Linked DNA regions of Homo sapiens: region 2 is linked to region 1. Evidence: chromatin contacts called from ENCODE Hi-C or POLR2A ChIA-PET data. All regions are on one chromosome and are shown on one strand. The core of a region is the stretch at or near the end of the contact, and the rest is flanking DNA. Distances in the headings are between cores, read along the strand shown.

What was found. A loop is a pair of places that touch in the nucleus more often than their neighbours do. ChIA-PET counts read pairs that join two places held with the same protein, here RNA polymerase II (POLR2A). Pooled maps may share reads with other maps.
Region 2: a loop to region 1 is called in a pooled map, with 5 times the contacts of the local background. The contact joins the enhancer-like site here to the promoter of CSTF2 in region 1. A Hi-C loop is called at or near these places in 2 of 168 maps with a recorded cell type or tissue (PC-3 and chondrocyte), 1 of 37 single-sample maps with no recorded cell type and 9 of 50 pooled maps. POLR2A ChIA-PET finds 5 or more read pairs at or near these places in 1 of 52 experiments (activated CD8-positive, alpha-beta memory T cell).

What each region holds. Positions count from the first base shown.
Region 1 is chrX:100,814,694-100,821,937 of GRCh38, reverse strand. CSTF2 (cleavage stimulation factor subunit 2) reads right to left here and starts at 1,547. Exons shown (of 14, transcript NM_001325.3): 1 at 1,464-1,547; 2 at 333-411. The coding sequence starts at 1,521. RefSeq lists enhancers at 1,316-1,475, 1,756-1,805, 1,816-1,875.
Region 2 is chrX:100,992,780-100,999,469 of GRCh38, reverse strand. It overlaps a transcript of TRMT2B not described here. Among named protein-coding and RNA genes, the nearest start is that of ARL13A, 26 kb to the right of the region's middle. Within about 2 kb of position 3,854, at least 5 of the 41 ENCODE cell types and tissues checked have a DNase peak (open chromatin) inside an H3K27ac peak, as active enhancers do; they include PC-3, where a contact is called at or near this core.

The DNA.
Region 1 (7,244 bases), core at 298-2,797:
ATTTTTAGTAGAGACAAGGTTTCACCACATTGGTCAGGCTGGTCTCGAACTCCTGACCCCAGGTGATCCGCCTGCCTCGGCCTCCCAAAGTGCTGGGATTACAGGCTTGAGTCACTATGCCCTGCCTAAAAAACATTTTTAACGAAAAAAACATATTTTAGGTAAGAATAAATGTCAATTGTATAGTGTATCAATTATATCTCAATAAAGCTGTTACAAGAACAAAATGTATGTGAAAAGTCACCAGTAAAGAAAACCTGCCATTATTACTAAGAGCCAAATCTGTGGTGATTTTTAAGAAGCTCCCACCATGAAGGAAAAGGGGATCTCACCTGAAACTAACAACAGGTCCAACCTCAGAAAAGATGTCCTTCAACTGCTCTTCAGTAGCTTCATAAGGAATGTTCCCCACTAAGGAAGAAAATAGGTAACATTAAAATTCTGAGTTTATAACATAGATCTTTAGTGAGAAAGTAAACTTATATCATCAAATATAAGACTCAAAATAGTGTTCTCCAATCCCAATTCCATTGTATTTCTTCAGACCTCTTAACAAAGGAAATATACCACTGAAACTAAATACAAAATGTGTAGGTACTCTCAAATGTTAGTTCTCAGACTGATCTGACACGTGTTAGATTTTCCTTAACTTTGGTGCAAATAAATACTTTGGCACTGGTATTTACCTAAAGATCTGCAAGTCTCATCAGTGACTACAAAAAATATCAATGTTATTTAATATAATTTTTAAAACAGGTTCCTATGTATTTCCACACATACAACATTTAAGGGAGAATGACGATGAATGTAGTGAAAGATGTTTAAAAAGTATTCTGAACTACTTTGTCATGTCCCTTTCAAATGGTACTCTAAAATAATCACACGTATTTTTAAAAACAACTTATTTCAGCCAAAAAGATAATTCAGAATCGTTTCGATCCTTTTTAAAATTCCTCTGAGGAGATCTTAATAGTTCATTCATTCATTCACTTACAAGCCATCTCAGGACACCAGGTGGCCGCTACCACTATTGATGCACTAAAATGTTACAGATAAAAAGCAAAGGATGAAAGTCCTTAGGAGAGGACAGTAAGTGGACACTAGGATCTATACCCTCAGCATATAGTCTGTATTCTGGGGCAGAGGATGAGAAGTAGTACGGGACAGTGAGGAGCTGTTACCGTGAGCCTTCTCCTCTAGAGAATAATTGAAGCTCATGAAAGGAGAAACGCACAGAAGCTGAACGCTAGTCTAACTTCCCCACTGATATTGCGGAAAGCCTACGAGACCTCGGCAGAATGGGAATATCTCTTTGCTCATGAGTCCACCAGGTTGGACGCCCTACAGGATAAGCAGGGAGAACTGCACGTCCGAACCGTCAGCGGCTCCGGTAGCGATTCATGAGATAGAAGGTGCAGAGGGGAGTCCCTCCCCGAAGCTTGACTACAACGAATTCCTCTCACCGAACACAGAACGTAGAGAACGATCCACCGCTGGGTCTCTCACAGTCAAACCCGCCATAGCTCTGTTGAGTCGGCTTCCGGTGCGCCAAAGCACACTTCCGTACGGAGCACAAGCCCAGCGCTGAGCACGCTTCCGTACGGCGCGTGAGCCGGAAGGGCCTGGGCGGAACGGACGCAGAGCCCCTCCCCTGGAGACATTCTGTTAGCCGCAGGCGCGAGTTGCGTCCACCGGAGGGCTATATTCTCACTCCTGAGATTAACTCTGTTCCGAGCCAGATGCAGGCGAGTCCAGGCTAATTTGAAGGGTTTCAGCCTGCAGACTTCCTTCTTATTAATTTTCTCTTAGGTTGATGCAAGTACTCCTCAACCACAATAAAGGCGCAGCGGCTTTACCATGGTAACAGGGAAGTCCTTTGCTGACAACTGTGGGGCTTGCATTTTAGTTCCGCCCTATCAAGGGAGGGAAATGCTTGGGCCCGTCCCAGCAGCGTGCATATTATTTGCTAAACCTGTTCGTGTGTGGAGTGAGATGAGGAAAGGGCATGCCAGCCGAGAGAAGCATAGTTAAAGAAATGGGAGAGGTAAAGGGAGAACAGACCTCTGTCCTCGTGTAGTCCGTGGGTTCCATGTGCTTCGTGGTGGGGCGGTGCGGCAGGGGATTCTGGCAGGCAGAGTATCGGAAACAGAAAACGTCATTCATCGGTTTTTCCACACTTTGGTGCCCACGCGCCTGGGATATGGCATGCAGGGCAGGTCGTTGTATCATCCCGGAAAGGCAGACCCTGCCGGGGTTGGAGGAAATCCAGGGGGCACCTCAGGAGGACAGGGTTAGGGGATAAGCAAAGGAAGGAGCCAAGAGCGCTACCTTTGAGGGACTTGTCCGAAAAAGGAAGACGGTAAAATAGCCACGGAATTGGAGGCATGGACGTTTTTATTAATTCCACATGTATTAAAAGTATATGGGCCGGGCGCGGTGGCTCATGCCTGTAATGCCAACACTTTGGGAGGCCGAGGCGGGCGCATCACCTGAGGTCGGGAGTTGGAGACCAGCCTGGCCAACATGGAGAACCCCTTTTCTACTAAAAATACAAAATTAGCCGGGCGTGGTGGCGCATGCCTGTAATCCCAGCTGCTCAGGAGGCTGAGGCCAGAGAATCGCTTGAACCCGGGAGATGGATGTTGCGGTGATCCGAGATCTGCCATTGCGCTCCAGCCTGGGCAACAAGAGCGAAACTCCATCTCCAAAATAAAAGTATATGAAATATGATAAATATTTAGAAAAAATTAATAAGTGCTAGTTTACACCATGAAGCATATCACTTTAAGAAGTAATTCTGGTAAAGATGGAAAGTTTGAGAAGAGTATACCCATTTCCATGACTCTAGAGTCCCATTTGCAATCACTGTGTGACCAAGAGGACACCTTGTGTAATGGAATGGTCCAAAAGGAGATTTACAGCTCTGTAGAAGGCACAGTTTCAAAGAGTTTTGGTGTGTCATTGTTCCGTTGTGGTGAACTTTTGCTAAATGCATGTACGGCTGAGTATATTTCTAACTCAGTGTTTGGCAAACTTACATAAACAAAAGATTAACCTGGGGTCTTTGAGTAAGAGTATAGATTCCTGGGGCTCCACCCCAGCCCTATGGAATGGGACTCCAGGGAAAGAACTTGGGAATCGTTATATTTAAACAAGTGCCACTGGCGATTCTTAGGGTCAGGTAATTTGAGTAGCATTGTAGTTATTGAGGTAGCTTTATGGCAGCATTTAAGACACGCATGCTTTCTTATGAAATTTCCCTTAAAGTAGTTCTCAAAGTTCTCAACCCTTGTGGAGGAGCATTTTTGGAAATGTACAGTGGCATTTTCAGTTGTTGCAATGACTACTGCTAGGGGAAGAGAAGCCAGAGATGATAAATGGACTGCCATGTCCAAGGCAGTTCTACAGGATGAACCCCTCCCCCCACTGAATGCCAATAATGTCTCTCCCCTTGAGAAACACTTAATATCAGCCATATTAGACCAAATGGACCCTGGATCTGAATGCTATGTTGCACTGCCAGCCTTGCATAAATAATTTTTACTTTAGCCTTCTTACAACTGTGTAGCTGATCCCAATGAGTTAGTAATAATAAAAGCTAACATTTATTAAGCACTTGCTGTGTCCTCATTGTATTAGTTTTCTATTGCTGTGTAACAAATTTCCACAAACTTAGTGGCTTACAACACTCATTTGTTAGCTCACAGTTCTGTAGGTCAGAAGTTTGGGTGGACATGAGTGGGTTCTTTGCTTAGGATCTCACAAGGCTGAAATCAAGGTGTTGTACTCTTATCTGGAATCTTTGGGAGAAGAATCAGCTTCCAAGCTCATTTTTCTTGTTGGCAGAATTTGGTTGGCTGTGGTTGTAGGACCGAGGTCCTTGTTTCTTTGCTGGCTATTGGCTGGAGGGCTGTAGCTCTTAGCTCCTAAGGGCTTCTTTTTGGTCCTTACATGTGGGTTTCTACATCTCAGAGCCAGTGATGGCACATTGAAACCTTCTTATGCTGTGAATCTCTGACCAGAGATTCTCTCTTTTGACCAGCTGGGGAGAACTCTGCTTTTAAATGGCTCTTGTGTTTAGGCAAGGCCTACCCAGATAATCTCCCTGTATTAAAGTCAACTGTGCTATGTGAAAACCTAATCATAAGAGTAAAATCCATTATAATCACAGTCTTAGGAATTATGCAGGGCAAATACATCAAGAGGTCAAGAAATCTTGGAGCCAGTCAACTGTACCCATTTTATTGATAAACATGTCTAAAGAAGTTTCAGTAACTTTGCCTAGGTCCCACAACAAGCAAGCTAAGGCATGGTTTGAGCTCAGGTTGCTCTGGCTCCAGAGACTGCTTAATTGTTATATCTCCTGCCTCTCAATGTAACTGAGGAAATATGGATGGCTCAGCATATTTTGTCACTGTTTTTAGGAAAGAGTACAGAACATGTGACCTGGTGATGGTGGGTCCGTGGCTCATAACAATGAGCTACTCAAGAAAAGGGTGGGGGACTTAGCCAGGGCTTGTTCTGCTATCATCAGCCGTCTGTGGGAAATAGACTATTGATTCTGTGACTTCAGCAACCAACTTCACTCTACTGGTTATAAAAGAGGAGGTGTGTGCAAGGGATGTATCCCAAGTGCTTGCTTTTTTATATTTAGATTTCACTTATACACTGTGTGCTAGTGACTCCTGCCTCAGTGCCTGTCTTGTGAGAGTCTTTCCCTTCATTGATATACTCCCTGAGTGACAGCATTTCCTTTGCCTCCAGTTTATAGCAAAATGAAGACAGAAGGTGGGATGTTTCATGCTGTTGTTGATGTTATGACTGAGCCTCAGTTAACGATGTAGGTATGATATGAAAAGGTAGGGGGAACACAAGCAAAGAAGCATTTCTACAAAAAACGGGACTAAATATATAGGGTAAATGTTATTTGGGGCTTTGAATGGAGGAGAAAGGGAACCTAGTGGAGAATCAAAGAATTTGGGAGACCACAGTCATGATTTGTGGGGCACTGGCAGAAAACTTTGTTGAAAAGTCCTGAGTTCTTAACCAGTCATGTCGATGACACTAAGAATCTTGAGTGAGGTAAACGTAAGTGAAACAAGCAGAGATATTCAAGACTGTGAAGGCACAGAGACTTGGGTTCTTTCTCCCAGTCATAAAAGATTAAATTTCTAAGGCTGGGGTACATACTACTTCATGTTTGATCCATGTTTGAACCTCTTCAAAGAGTCATGGAATAAAATCCCTCATTGGTCTCGCAGGGGATATCTGGAAAGGCAGCAACTCCTGGATAGTTGTCATTGCATGAAAAAGGTGCCAGATGAGACTGGTAGCATTACCTGTGTTAAGAGAAATCTTCAATGAGCAGCGCCTGCAAGAGCTAAGGAAACTTGTAGCCAGAGAGCACCTGAATGCTGACGTGGATTCTGATCAATAACAGGATGAAGATATCAATTGGTCTGCTTTCTAGAAAGAAATATCATTCTTAAGTTCTGCACTGCTGCATTATCAGGCTGGTTCTACAGCAATGTCTATACTTTCTGGGAATATTTGAGGGTTCAGCCCTGTGGCTACTCTACAGAGAGTTGTCTAGTCCATCAAAACTGATCATGTTGTAGCATTTTCATTTTTTATTTCTTAGCTAATAGATTTTATTCTCAATACACACTGCATGCATTTCTTTTATTCCTTTCCCAGAATCCTGTTCCTTCAAAGAAGGTTCAGAGTTGTTCACCTGCTCAAAGGATGTGTTATGAGATATGTTGTTTGCTAGACGGCCAGGGAGTTCAACTGAATTGGAGGAAGATTTGCCCTATTCTTGGCCATGGCATGGTGACCTCTTATTACTGAATAAGGACTGCTTCAAAGCCAATCATTGGGTAAAACTAGGTAAGAGGAAGAAGTCTTTGAGATTTTGTTTTGTTTAAGAACCAGAACAATAGGATATTGTTGGCTAGCACATGGCATCCAGGGTTTAGCAAAATGAAGATGAGTATTCACCAGATAGCACTCAAACTCAAACAGTGTGCTGTTGGGTAAGTGTGGCTGGGTAAAGTGTGTGGATAATGGTATCAGATTGGGGAAAATGGAGTGATAATGACTAAGAAGAGCTAACATTTGCGAAGGGCTATATAGACTACAAGGCTTCTCTACATGGATCTCATTTGATTCTCACAAAACCCATGAGATCATTTTAGTATGTTACCTTTTTTTTGTAGTAAAATATAAATAACTTAAAATTTACCATTTTAGCCATTTTTAAGTGTACAGTTCAGGGTCATTAAGTACATTCATATTGTTGTGCGCCAGTCTCCACCATTCATCTCCAGAATTTTTTTATTTTCCCAAAATGAAACTTCATACCCATTAAATGCTAACTGCCCATCCCCTCCTCGTAGCCCCTAACAACCACTGTTCTACTTTCTGTCTCTATGAATTTGACTACTCTAGGTACATCATGTAAGTAGAATCATACAATATTTGTCCCTCTGTGGTTGACTTATTTCACTTAGCATAATGTCTTTAAGGTTCATCTATGTTATCCATGTGTCAGAATTTCTTTAGTTTTTAAGACTGAATATTTTATTGTATATATATTATATATAAATACACATTTTGTTTATTCATCTGTTAATGGACACTTGGGTTGCTTTCACCTTTTGGCCATTGTGAATCATACTGCTATGAACATGGGTATACAAGTATCTCTTTGAGTCCCGGCTTTCAGTTCTTTTGTGCCCAGAAGTGGAATTGCTAGGTCCCATGGTGTGATGATTAGTTTTAGGTGTCAACTTGTCTGGATTAAGGAATAACTAGAGAACAGGTGAAGCATTATTTTTTGGTGTTTCTGTGAGTGTGTTTACAGAGGATATTGGCATGTGAGTGTGAGTGGACTAAGTGGGGAAGATTTGCCCTCAATGTGGGCAGGCACCATCTAATCAGCTGGAGCCAGGATAGAACAAAAATAGCAGAGAGATTTTTCTCGCTCTTGCAGGTGGGATACACTCTTCTCCTGCCCTTAGACATCAGCACTCCAGGCTCTTTATCCTTTGGACTCTAGCAGCCCCCTGGGTTCTCATGCCTTCAGACTTGAATGGGGCCATGCTACTGGCATTCTAAGGTCTCCAATTTGCAGAAAGCCTGTTGTGGGACTTATCAGCCTCCATAATCACATGAGCCAATTCCCCTAATAAATCCCCTCTTGTATCTTTCTCTCTATATATAGCCTATTGGTTTTGTCTCTG
Region 2 (6,690 bases), core at 2,605-5,104, 180 kb before region 1:
CTTTATCTTCAAAATCACATTGGAAATTTATAGCTTACAGGGGCATCATTGTCACTTTCCTAAGGAATATATTTCAAAATGGCATGCCCATAAAGTGCAGTCATGAAGCTCCCTTAGTACTTGCCAATTAATGTTAGTGCAAAAGGACAATTGAAATGAAATACAGCTATTATGTCTGACACTTAACAATTTTCCATCAGGTGATTCTATTTCATTAATACATGTATTTCCACATTGTTTCTCATTGTCTCTCTTCAAAGGAGACTAAGCAGGGTGGCAGTGCCCACATGTGGCCCAGAGCCACACAATGGAGGAACATGTAAATATCCTCAAGTCCATTTGTGACTGTTAGGGACATTCATGATACATGGAGGGGAGAGGCCTTTGCTCTGAGGATCTACAAAAGGAATTGAAATATTTCAGGATATTGGTATTTACCATTTGCCTTTACTGATTACCTTTATACGTAACCAAGCCAAGGAATATCAGAGAGGGCTATACTAAACTGTTTAGTAGTCTGTCTCCTCCAACTAGACTGTAAGGTTTAAGAGGACAAGAGCTATATCTTGGTCACTGTTGTATATGTAACACCTAGCACAGTGTCTGAAATATGGCAGGTGCTTAGATAGGCGATATAGCATACTGGCCAAGCAGAGCAGTTTTGGAGTCAGGCTGACCTGGCCTAAATCCTGACTCTATCACTTACATGCTCTGTGATCTAGGACAAGTTACTTGACCTCTCCAATGCTCTTTTTACCACCCATCTCCATGTAAAATAAGGATAATAATAGCACTTATCTCATGGAGATTGCTGTGACCAATTAGTGAAACAATCTGTGTATATATAAAACACTTTGCAAATTGCTTGGCACATAGCATGCATGAAATGGGTGTCGTTTTTTTTTTTTTTTTTTTGCGACAGAATCTCGCTCTGTCGCCCAGGCTGGAGTGTGGTGGCACCATCTTGGCTCACTGCAACTTCCACCTCCTGGGTTCAGGTGATTCTTCTGCCTCAGTCTCCCGAGTAGCTGGGATTACAGGCATGCGCCACCACGCCTGGCTAATTTTGTAATGGGTGTCATTCTTAATCATCCGATTATTTGTTGACAAATAAATGAATGTCATAGCCTGCTTTCCCTTCCCATTATTGAGATTAACTGGCAAAAATAATTTGTTTCCTGTAAGTTTTCTTCTTTTTTTTTTTTTTTTTGAGATGGAGTCTCACTCTGTCACCCAGGCTGGAGTGCAGTGGCATGATCCTGGCTCACTGCAACCTCTGCCTCCCGGGTTCAAGTGATTCTCCTGCCTCAGCCTCCTGAGTAGCTGGGATTACAGGCATGTACCACCACGCCCGGCTAATTTTTGTATTTTTAGTAGAGATGGGATGGGATTTCACCATGTTGGCCAGGCTGGTCTCAAACGCCTGACCTCAAGTGATCCGCCCACTTCAGCTTCCCAAAGTGCTGGGATTACAGGCGTGAGCCACTGCACCAGGCCAATTTTCTGTGTTTTCAATAATTAATTTTAGGCAAGTCAAACCAAACACATCGCAGAGTCCCTTCCCTGTTGGTGTGGGTGTTTCTCAGCATTTATGTTTTAGTCAAATATTACAGCTTTTAGTAAAAATTTATATACGGTTTGAAGAAAAATGAAGCATAGAAAGCAGACAAGGAAGGCTATTTCTCTCATTTTGTCACCTTCATAATGTTGGTTGCTAAAAATAACCTACTTGTCAAATCATTTTGTACTACTGCGAGAAGTGCTAATGTAAGACATGTTTTCTGAAAATAACTGTGATGAGGCGTCTTGGATTAAGGGCTTTGGTACAGAAGTGATGGAGTTCCCTTCTGGGTAGAGTGGCTCAGGATCATAACTTGCTTAGAACACCTACTAGCTTACCCTTTCAACTCCTTAAGAGGAAACCTGTTTGTAGGATTTTTTTTGTAAACTAACCAATCTATAAATGTTGTATGGGATCCTGAATTAAATCTTGAACAACAACAACAAAAAGGACATTAGTGAAAACACCGAAGTCTAAATAAAGTCTGTTGTCTAGTAACTAGTATGATGATAATGTTAATGTGATAGTTTTGATCAGTGTACCAGAAGATGAGATGCTACCGTTAGGGGAAGCTAGGTGAAGGGTATACATGAACTTTCTGAACTACAGTTACAACTCTTGAGTAAATCTAAAATTATTTCAAAATGCAAAGTTAAAAGAAACTAACTATAGTCTTTGGAAAACTAAATATACTGATTGAAAGCTAATTCTAGAAAAACCAGGTCTGGAAAGGTGTTAAGGCCACATCTCGAGGGAGAGAATTTTACTCACTCAGATACCCAGATATGTGCTAGATGTTTGACTGACTGTAAGTACCAACCCTGACAAGGTGACAAGAGGGGTAGTGTGCAACAATTCTTTTACAAATATGGAACTTATAGAAGCCTATCAAAAAAAAAATCTAGTTCCTTTCTTTCCATATAAGCAAGGCTAGTTCAAAACACAGTGGCCCAACTAAAAGAGGTTCAATATAAGTTATTTTTTGGTTTTTTGTTTTTTGAGTAGCGTCTCACTCTGTTGCCCAGGCTGGGTACAGTGCTGTGATTATAGCTCACTGCAACCTCAGTCTCCTGGGCTCAAGTGACCCTTTTTTTTCAGCCTCCTGAGTAGCTGGGACTACAGGCATGTGCCAACATGCCTGGCTAATTTTTGATCGTTAGTAGAGATGAGGTCTCGCTATGTTGCCCAGGCTGGAAATGTAAATTTTCTTAATCTCCCATCTTAGACTTATTTGGTCGGCTTGGAGTTAGGAAGGAATTTCTCACTGTAGTGCCAAACCTGAAATGGTAATTGTGTTTGAGCAAGTTCCCTGAACATAAGGGGGCGAGGGGAGGAAGAGGAACGATCCAGGCCATTTTTGTTGATACATAATAGTTGCACATATTTTTTCATGTGATGTTTCGATATATGCATACAATGTGTAATGATCAGATCAGGGTAATTGAGATATTTGTTGCCTCAAACATTTTTTCTTTGTTGGGAATGTTTAAACTCTTCTAGCTGTTTTGAAATATACAATAAATGATTGTTAACTATAGTCACCCTACTGTGCTATTGGACATTAGAACTTATTCCTTCTATTATAACTGTATGTTTGTATTCATTAACCGACATCTCTTTCTCCGCTCCCCGCTCCACCCTTCCCAGCCTCTGGTATCTATCATTCTATTCTCTACCTCCATGAGATAACTTTGTTAGCACCCAAATATGAGTGAGAACATACGATATTTGTCTTTGTGTGCCTGGCTTATTTCATTTAACATAATGACCTCTAGTTCCATCCACGTTGCTCCAAATGATGGGGCACCAGCCCCCTTAGTATTCAGTTCTCCTTTAGTCCCTGAACCACATTATCAGTGGAGTTAACTCCTGTGTTAGCTAAAAGACAGGTGTCTTTGTAACCTAGTGTAATCAGCATGACAATTTTCTAAAAAAAAAAAAATGTATATTAAGAATGTGTTGGAGTAGGGGGTGTGGAATGTAAAAGAACTGTGGAACTCTTCATTCTTTTAAGTTCTTTAGAGAAGTGCTCTTATATGTATGCTTTACATAGTTAGGATCAGCATGTATATCTGCTCTTTCCTATTCTGCTGTTTTCACTTAACATTATTTCACATTCTGGTTTCCACCCACACAGTGCACATAATTGCCATCTTTAATGGCTGTGTAACATTCCATTGTATTGAATAGCATGCCAGTTGTTAGGACCGGGCTTATTTTTCTGAGCAGATCTAAAGGCCTGCTGTCTCATAGCACCAGAGGTCTATTTTAGTTCCTGGATGTGGCGACTAGCATGAGCGTGGGATCGCGTGGGATTCCTGAGTCATCAGTGCACAGCACAGCCTGAGTGCTTTGTTAACATTGCTCTCCCACCACCCAACAGCAGAGCCACCTCAGCCTCCCTGGACCAGATCCTGGCACTTACTGGGCACAGGGGTGGAAGTACATTCCCCCTGAGCTGATATTATCTATGTGCCAATAGCAGAAAGCATCTGCCACCTTCTCCTTCCTGGGATAACAATTGTTTCCTCCAGAGCTTGACATGAGAAAAAAGGCAAGGGGAGTGGGAGAACATTTTATTACAGCTGAAGGAATAAGGTACAGATCAGGGGTGCCATGGCTATAGTTCTTTTAGTTGCAGCTATAAAAATACAGCGGGATGAGGGGATGGTTTCAGTATTGGAAAGTTGGGTGACAGTTCTCATTCTCTATACACTTTCATGTCAGAAATTTAAGTTTTGGTCTTCCAATAAAGGGTTTACAGGGTTGAGTAACAAAGCAGTGAGTCCAGGCTTGACCCTTAAGTCAGTCATAGCCATCTTATGGTTAAGAATACTAGTTGGCAGGATTCTCCTGAGAAGAGTGATGTTGTGTTGAGTGCACTTATTACATCTTGCCAGTAGCAACTGCCTTGAAAATAAGTGATTTGAAGATGTTATTGAGAGGAAAGAACAATATTCAAAACACAACTGGGGCTGGGCACAGTGGCTCACACCTGTAGTCTCAGCACTTTGGGATGCCAAGGTGGGAGGATTGCTTAAGCCCAGGAGTTCGAGGTTGCAGCAAGCTATGACTGTGGCACTGCGCTACAATCTGGGTGATAGAGCAAGACCCTGCCACTAAAACAAAAATAAAAACACAACTGGTATGGCCCAAACACCCAACACTTGAATCTCTGGGGGATTTATAACTAGTTTAGCTACTACTGGTTTCCATGCTCCAACCCTGAATTATCACTGTTCTTTCTTAACCTTTGCTGCGTGCTAACTATATGACTCATTTCCTACAGAGGTCATAGATTGCTTAACAACCCTGCTGACAGAGTGCTACTGGCAGGTAGACCTAACACATGAATGACAAGTGAGGACTGGAGTGCAGGAATTGAAAACCATTCAGAGCAGAAGGACCTCTCTACCTATTCATAGTGAATTCTCTAGTCAGAAAGCCCAGGTCTGTCCCTGAAAGATAAGATAGAAACATACCCAGAGCCATATGAGTGAATGATAGGCCAGGGTCATTCATAAGCTGCAAGTGCCTCTGACGGGAGCTACATTCTAAACATCTTGGAGAGTGACCAAGACATTGACAACTAAAGAAAAGAAACCCCAAGGCAACCACTTGCCTTTAAGAAAATTTGCCCTCCAGGCTCAAGAAACTATCCATTTCTTGGTCCCTGGGCTGCCCCACTGAGAAAGAGATTTGTAAAACCTCTTTGGCAGATTTAGGATTCTGAAAGAGAAAAATATGGGAGGCGTTGGTTGTAATTACCCTAGATTCTCTATTCACTTTGTACTTGACAGTCTAAGACATCTCTCTTTGGGTTGTTTTCTACAGAAAAGTGGATACCTATCCCAGAAGGGGGACTATAGCTTTCTAATGATCTCACCGAGCTCCTTCCCTAAATCAACATAATAGTAGCTAATATTTAATATCCTACTTAGGGTGTGCCAGGCACTATTCTAAACATTTTTGTGTGTATCATCCCTTTTAAACTTTACAGCAGGCCTTTGAGGTAGGCACTGTTATTCCTGCCTTCACTGGGGGAAATTGCCTGGTCACCCAGCTTGGTAAGAGGTTTGGAAAGTATATTAACAGCCTGTAGCAACACAATTAAGATTCACTCAAAAAGAGATTTTTTTTCTTTACATGACTAAGGGTACACTGATTGTATTGGGAGGAGGGTATCTAAATAACTTTTTGTGATTGATAGATTCTATGTAGGAAAATTTGGTTGACACCCAGGAACACCTACATTGCACAAAAGGAAGTATGCCAATATACTGAAATTCAGTTGTGTTAGATGTTGTTCAACTTAGATTCTTCACCCAGCTCACCTTCATAGGGTACAATCCCATCCCTTTTTCCCATCCACTTTCTCTTCTCTATTGGCTGAGAAAGTATGCCTGCCTCATAAACACACATGTTATAAAATGTGCATGATCCAATTTTCTTACGGTTTGTTGATTCGTAGTCTCCTGCCTCATAAAACTCTTATTCAGGAGAGAGATTTGTTGCATCCCCAGGTGAGAATGATTGTCAGCAGAATTCTCCAGCGATATTTATCAGGCAAATTGGAGGAAGGTAGATGGGCTGAAAGGCCAAAGAAGACCCAGGGAGGATACAGTATTTTTGAACAGAGTAGAGCACTGGCTTGGGCACATGAGATCTGGATTTTTAGGAGCAGCTCTGCCAGCCATCAGCTGTACCATCTTGGGCAAGCCACTTAACCTCTCTGCACCTCAAGTTCCTCATTTTTATAACAACAGGGGTTGGACCAGAGGCTCTGTAAGGTTCCTTTCAGCTTCATAATTCTAAGCTGTGCCTCAGTCAGAATCCTATCAAAGACCTATAAGGTGCTTGGGATGGTTTCCTTGAAGATAAGAGCAAATGATGCAACCATCTACAGTGTCAGACCTTCCAGATGGGGTTGTAAGAGGGATCTTTCTGTACAAAGTTTCTATCCCTCAGAAGCAGTTATGAGTTAGTTCATTTATACTGCTTGGTGAGATGGTATAGGGTAGAGCAAGGGTTATGGAGTAGGACCTTAGTTTGAAAACCATTTCTGCCACCTCCTGTCCCAGGGTCCCCAGGGAAAAATTATTTAACCTCTCTGAACATCATTTTCTGCC